2 separate regions of the Homo sapiens genome follow, and region 2 is linked to region 1. Evidence: chromatin contacts called from ENCODE Hi-C or POLR2A ChIA-PET data. All regions are on one chromosome and are shown on one strand. The core of a region is the stretch at or near the end of the contact, and the rest is flanking DNA. Distances in the headings are between cores, read along the strand shown.

Region 1 (3,003 bases), core at 1-2,500:
TGAAGGAAGTGGGTGGAGCAAAACCCATATGGGCGAGTGTCCCAGCAGCTGCCTCAGTTTCCCTATCTGTAAAACGGGGCTGGGGACCTGCAGCTCTCACGGGACTGGTTACCCGCTCGCGGGTGCTCGCCCTGCATCCGAGACAGCACCTACAACTCCAAACCCACTCGGGGCGGGTCGAGGTGGGCCCTTCGGTCCCTTCGAAGCCAACATCCCGATTCCCCTTCCCGGGAAGGCACCCCCGGAAACGCCAAGGTCGCTCCAGCAGTCTCCTCGGGTCACCCGCTTCCCCGAAGCCGTCGTCCTCGCCTTCCGCTCTCGTCTTCACCGGCATACTCAGGTCCCCGCTGGGGACTGACACTGCGGGCTCGGTCGCCGCAAGGACTGGAAGGAAGGTGGAAGATGCGGGGCGAAAGCGGAGCGAGAAGAGTGGGACGCGGCGGAGCAGCAGAGCCGGGACTCAGAGCTCCCCCCTCGCCCCGCCCCTCTCCCCGCCCACTCTGCGAGTCCCGCCCCCTCTCGGGCGCCGGGCGGGGCCATCCCGGGGCTGTCCGCGGAGACGCCTATGCGGTGGAGGCTCCGGGCTTCAGCTAGGGCGGGGGAGCCCAGCAGAAGGACCGAGCAGCCTGGCACCCCACTTTGCCATCCTCTCCCTGGAAATCTCGGGGTCGGCGGGCCGGCCGCTTCGCGTGGGCGAAATCAGAGACACGTGGTTTCCAAGGCCCCTTCGGGTTCGGGAAAATTTTATGGTTCGGGTCACAGTAGGAAGCGGACAATGAGGCGGGAGGGCAGAGAGAACCGCAACACCTGGTGCCGGGTCGGGTCGTTTCCGGGGCTTTCAGTGGCCGGAAGTCGCGGCGCCTGTACTGACTCTAGGAAGGGCTGGAGTTGTTTTGAATGGGCGCCCGTAAGAGAGGTGGGCAAGTACGTGTTACAGACGGCCACGCCGCCCTTTAGGCGGTCAAGGTGGGGCGAGGAGACGTTCGCCCCCCTGCAGTCGGCCGGGTCACTACCCAAGAGCCTTTGGAGGCGGAAGCATGGAACGGTCTGCAAACGTTCCCGAGCGGGCCTCTGCGGCTCTGGCGGGCGTTTCGAACTTGGGCGCCGGGCACACGCCCAGTCCCGAGAGCGCTGAGGGTTCCCTTAGCGTCGCCCTCACCCCGGCCAACCCGCGGGGCGCCAGAGTCCTGGCCCTTTAAACGCCGCGCGTGCCTCGGCGTCTTCGTTTCGCGCGCCCGCCCGCGGCGCCGGCGGAGCGAACATGGACCCGGCTGCGCGGGTGGTGCGGGCGCTGTGGCCTGGTGGGTGCGCCTTGGCCTGGAGGCTGGGAGGCCGCCCCCAGCCGCTGCTACCCACGCAGAGCCGGGCTGGCTTCGCGGGGGCGGCGGGCGGCCCGAGCCCCGTGGCTGCAGCTCGTAAGGGGAGCCCGCGGCTGCTGGGAGCTGCGGCGCTGGCCCTGGGGGGAGCCCTGGGGCTGTACCACACGGCGCGGTGGCACCTGCGCGCCCAGGACCTCCACGCAGAGCGCTCAGCCGCGCAGGTAAGGCCTGGCCCGGCCGGGGATGGGGATGCTGATCAGCGCCGAACTCGGGACTCCTGGGAACCCGCAGGGTCAGGAGTTGCCTCTGCCTGCTTGTGACCTTGGGCGAGTGACTTGGTCTGAAGTCTCCGAACCCTCTGTATTCTTTTGTGTAAAATAGGGGCACTCCTGATGCCTACTACCTGGAATTGTTCGAGTTCTCATAAAATCGTTCTTCTACCGTGGTTTTTTTTTTTTTTTTTTTTTTGGTTTGTTTATTTATGTTTTCGAGACAGGGTCTCGCATTATCGCCCAGGCTGGAGTGCGATCGCGGCTCACTGCAGCCTCTGCCTCCCAGGTTGAAGGGATCCTCCTGCCTCAGCCTCCCGAGTAGCTGGGACTATAGGCTCACCCCACTGCGCCCTGCTAATTTTTGTATTTTTTGTAGAGATAGGGTTTCACCATGTCGCCCAGGCTGGTCTCGAACTCCTGGCCTCAAGTGATCCGCCCACCTTGGCCTCTGAAAGTGCTGGGATCACAGGCGTGAGCCACTGCGCCCAGCCTTTACCATGTTTTAAGGAGACTTTTTTTTTTTGAGACGGAGTTTTTTTTTGCTCTGTTGCCCAGGCTGGAGTGCAGTGGCGCGATCTCGGTTCACTGCAACCTCCGCCTCCTGGGTTCAAGCAATTCTCCTGCCTCAGCCTCCCCAGTAGCTGGGATTACAGGCGCCTGCCACCCAGCCCGGCTAATTTTTGTATTTTTACTAGAGACGGGGGTCTCACCATGTTGGCCAAGCTGGTCTCGAACTCCTGACCTCAAATGAGCCACCCGCCTCGGCCTCCCAAAGTGCTGGGATTACAGGTGTGAGCCACGGAGCCCAGCCTCTACCGTGTTTTAAGACTTTTTTGATTAAGAGATGGGAGATCACAGGAAAGGGAAAGCCTTTTTCACTTTCCAAACGTTCATCATCCTCTCTCCCCACTGCCCCCAAATCCTAAGGCTGTGTATTTATTTAGTAGTAGTGGTGGTACCTTTATGGAACTGATGACTTAGACTCCAGGCTGAAACAGGAAGAGGTAGAAAGGTGCCCCCCCCAAGTGGTGACCCCCTAAGTGGTGGCCCAGCTGCCTTGAGACACTTTATACCTACCCCACACCTTGCAACTCTTCATTACTTGACTTCCCACCACCCGCCCACAGATGCTTATTTGCTGGACCAGAGGGAACAGAGGTGGGTAAAAAGGGCATGGAGTACTCTGTGTCTCCCTTCCTGCCTCCACGGTCCAGCTTCCCCTCTGAACACAGGGGGATGGTCTACAGTTGTGGCTTCCCGGCATGAACGTGCAGCAGGCTCCCCTGGGGGCTTTCCTGCGGAGCTTGCCACACGCAGGCCTTGGCTCAGATACCACCCTCCCCCTCGGATATTTGAGATAGACTTTGGCTGGAGGATCACATGAACCCCGGAGTTCAAGGCTGCAGTGAGCT
Region 2 (3,003 bases), core at 208-2,707, 530 kb before region 1:
ATCCCAGCTGCTTGGGAGGCTGAGGCATGAGAATCGCTTGAACTGGGGAGGTGGAGGTTGCTGTGAGCCGAGATCACGCCACTGCACTCCACCTTGGGCGACAGAGTGAGACTCTGTCTTAAAAAAAAAAAAAAAAAGTAGCATCTATCCTTCCCAGATCATTTTTTAGAATTTTTTTATTATTTTGTTGTTATTATTATTATTATTTTGAGACAGGGTCTCACTCTCTTGTCCAGGCTAAAGCACAGCGTGGTTCAATCAGGGCTCTCTGCAGCCTCAATTTCCCTGACTCCAGGGATCCTCTCACCTTGGCCTCCGGAGCAGCTGGGACTACAGGTGTGTGCCACTATGCCTGGCCAATTAAAAAATTTTTTTTTGTAGAGAGGGAGTCTTGCTGTGTTGCCCAGGCAGGTCTCAAACTCCTGGGCTCAAGTGATCCTCTTGCCTTGGCCTTCCAAAGTGCTGGCCATCTCGTCTGGCCTATTATTATTTTTTTAGAGATAGGGTCTTGCTCTATCACTCAGGCTGTAGTGTAGTGGTGTAATCATAGCTCACTGCAGCCTCAAACTACTGGACTCAAGGGATCTTTACACTCAGCCTGCCGAGTAGGTGGGACTACAGGCACGTGCCACCATGCCCAGCTAAGTTTTAAAACATTTTTTTTGTAGAGACGGGCTCTCACTATGTTGCTCAGGCTGGTTTCGAACTCCTGGCTTCAAGCGATCCTCCTGCCTTGGCCTCTCAAAGTACCGGGATTACAGGTGTGAGCCACCGCACCTGGCCTATTTGTTTATTCTTTATTTTTATTTTTTAGTCCTCAGGTCAGAATCTCCAGTTTTTTTAATTCCGGTGGGGCGCGCGGAATGGCAGAACGACATAATATAGTATAAAAAGCAATTCTTTCCTCAGGGTGAGAACTTAATAAGAAAGAGACGTTCTGGGCTCTTTGCCTGACACACAGTAGGCACATTATTTAGTTATTTGCTTTTAATTTCGATTTAATAAGCATGTTTCTGTAGAAGACCTCATTTGGGCCTCCCAGCTTTTTAACCACATTTAGGATCTCCGTAGGAATATTTTTCATCATCATTCTATTGAGACAGAGACTGAGGATTAAAGGGAGATCACTTGGCTTCGAGGTGACAGCCTGTTCGAGTGGCGCGGTTCTCGGATCTGCTGGAAGAATCAGCTGCTCAGCCAGATCTGCGCTCCCAGGCCCAGACCTCGCGGGCCGGCCACGGCCGCAGGCTGCCGCCCTCTCTTCGCTTCTGCGCTTGGCTGCTCAGCGCCATCTTTGAACCTGGCACCAATGCCTCACTTCCGCAGTTTCCTCGCCCAGGAGTAGCGCGCCTACTCTTAGAGTGCTTTTTCTGGGGACAGGGTATGCAAAACCGGTCATGCTTCTCTCTCTGGCCGAGAAGAATCGTTACTTTTCTTTCTTCCAGGTCTTGCAGGAGGCGCTGCGACCAATTCAAACATGGCGCCGTCAGCCTCACATTCCCCGTTTTCCGCTCATGGCGGCGTAGGGGCGGAGGTCGCGCCTGAGTGCGTCCGCACGAGAGGGCGGAACCGTCTCCATGGCAACCCGCGCGCAGCCGGGGCCACTCAGCCAGGCGGGAAGCGCTGGTGTTGCGGCGCTGGCGACAGTCGGGGTTGCGAGCGGCCCGGGGCCGGGGCGGCCAGGGCCGCTGCAGGACGAGACCCTGGGTGTGGCGTCCGTGCCCTCGCAGTGGAGGGCCGTCCAGGGCATCCGCTGGGAGACGGTGAGGGCGCGGGCCCCGCGCGGAGCGACGCGGGCGGGAAGGCGGGGTCGCAGCGCGGCTGCCGGGCGGGTTCGGGCGTCCCACCGTGGCTGCCGGGCGGGTTCGGGCGTCCCACCGTGGCTGCCGGGCGGGTTCGGGCGTCCCACCGTTTGCCTTTACAGTTTATTCCACAGAAACTGACCCAGAGGATACTTTCGGCCCATTTTTTAACAACAAAAAGTGGAAAAACAAAACACCTCCAAGGATCCCACGTTTTGAAGGATTTTGTGTGAACTGTAGTTTTTAAGCATTTCAAACAACTTTTTTTGGTTTTGTTTTGTGTTTTTTTTTTTGAACAGGGTCTCGCTCTGTCGCCCAGGCTGGAGTGCAGTGGTGCGATCTCGGCTCACTGCAGCCTCAGCCCCCGGTGCTGAGCGATCCTCCCACCTGCGCATCCAGAGTATCTGGGACCTCAGGCGCGGGCCACCACGCTGGCTGTTTATTTATTTATTATCTTGTAGAGATGGGGTCTCCATGTGTTGCCCTGGCTGGTCTCCAACTCCTGGGCTTAAGCTGTCCTCCTTCCTCGGCCTCCCAAAGTGCTGGGATTACAGGTGTGAGCCACCGCGTTCAGGCTTTTTTTTTTTTTTTTTGAGACAGTCTCGCTCTGTCGCCCAGGCTGGAGTGCAGTGGCGCGAACTCGGCTCACTGCAAACTCCGCCTCCCAGGTTCACGCCATTCTCCTGCCCCAGCCTCCCCAGTAGCTGGGACTACAGGCGGCCGCCAGCACGCCTGGCTAATTTTTTTGTATTTTTTAGTAGAGACGGGGTTTCACAGTGTTAGCCAGAATGGTTTCCATCTCCTGTCCTCGTGATCCGCCCTCCTCGGCCTTCCAAAGTGCTGGGATTACAGGCGTGAGCCACCGCGCCCGGCCTTCTTTTTTTTCTTTTTTTTGAGACAGAGTCTCACTCTGTCGCCCAGGCTGGAGTGTAGTAGTGCCAGCTACTTGGTTTCGGCGCTACTTGGTTTCTTTCTCTTTTTTTTTTTTTTGGAGACGGAGTCTCGCTCTGTCGCCCGGGCTGGAGTGCAATGGCGCGATCTCTGCTCACTGCAAGCTCCGCCTCCCGGGTTTATGCCATTCTCCTGCCTCAGCCTCCCTAGTAGCTGGGACTACAGGCGCCCGCCACCACGCCCGGCTAATTTTTTTTTTTTTTTTTTTTTTTTTTAGTAGAGACGGGGTTTCACCGTGTTAGCCAGGATG

The links. Hi-C counts contacts between places; a loop is a spot of excess contacts on that map. ChIA-PET counts read pairs that join two places held with the same protein, here RNA polymerase II (POLR2A). Pooled maps may share reads with other maps.
Region 2: a pooled map shows a loop between it and region 1 (14-fold over the local background). The contact joins the promoter of DYNC2I2 here to the promoter of PTGES2 in region 1. A Hi-C loop is called at or near these places in 1 of 37 single-sample maps with no recorded cell type and 6 of 50 pooled maps. POLR2A ChIA-PET finds 5 or more read pairs at or near these places in 1 of 52 experiments (Caco-2).

What each region holds. Positions count from the first base shown.
Region 1 is chr9:128,125,976-128,128,978 of GRCh38, reverse strand. PTGES2 (prostaglandin E synthase 2) reads left to right here and starts at 1,250. Exons shown (of 7, transcript NM_025072.7): 1 at 1,250-1,540. The coding sequence starts at 1,262. PTGES2-DT (PTGES2 divergent transcript) reads right to left here and starts at 450. Exons shown (of 1, transcript NR_024425.1): 1 at 1-450. RefSeq lists silencers at 240-349, 380-579, 1,220-1,509 and enhancers at 890-1,009, 1,650-1,729.
Region 2 is chr9:128,655,301-128,658,303 of GRCh38, reverse strand. It overlaps DYNC2I2 (dynein 2 intermediate chain 2), which reads left to right and starts at 1,457. Exons shown (of 9, transcript NM_052844.4): 1 at 1,457-1,763. The coding sequence starts at 1,578. RefSeq lists enhancers at 757-1,400, 1,218-1,427, 1,401-2,045 and a silencer at 1,608-1,937.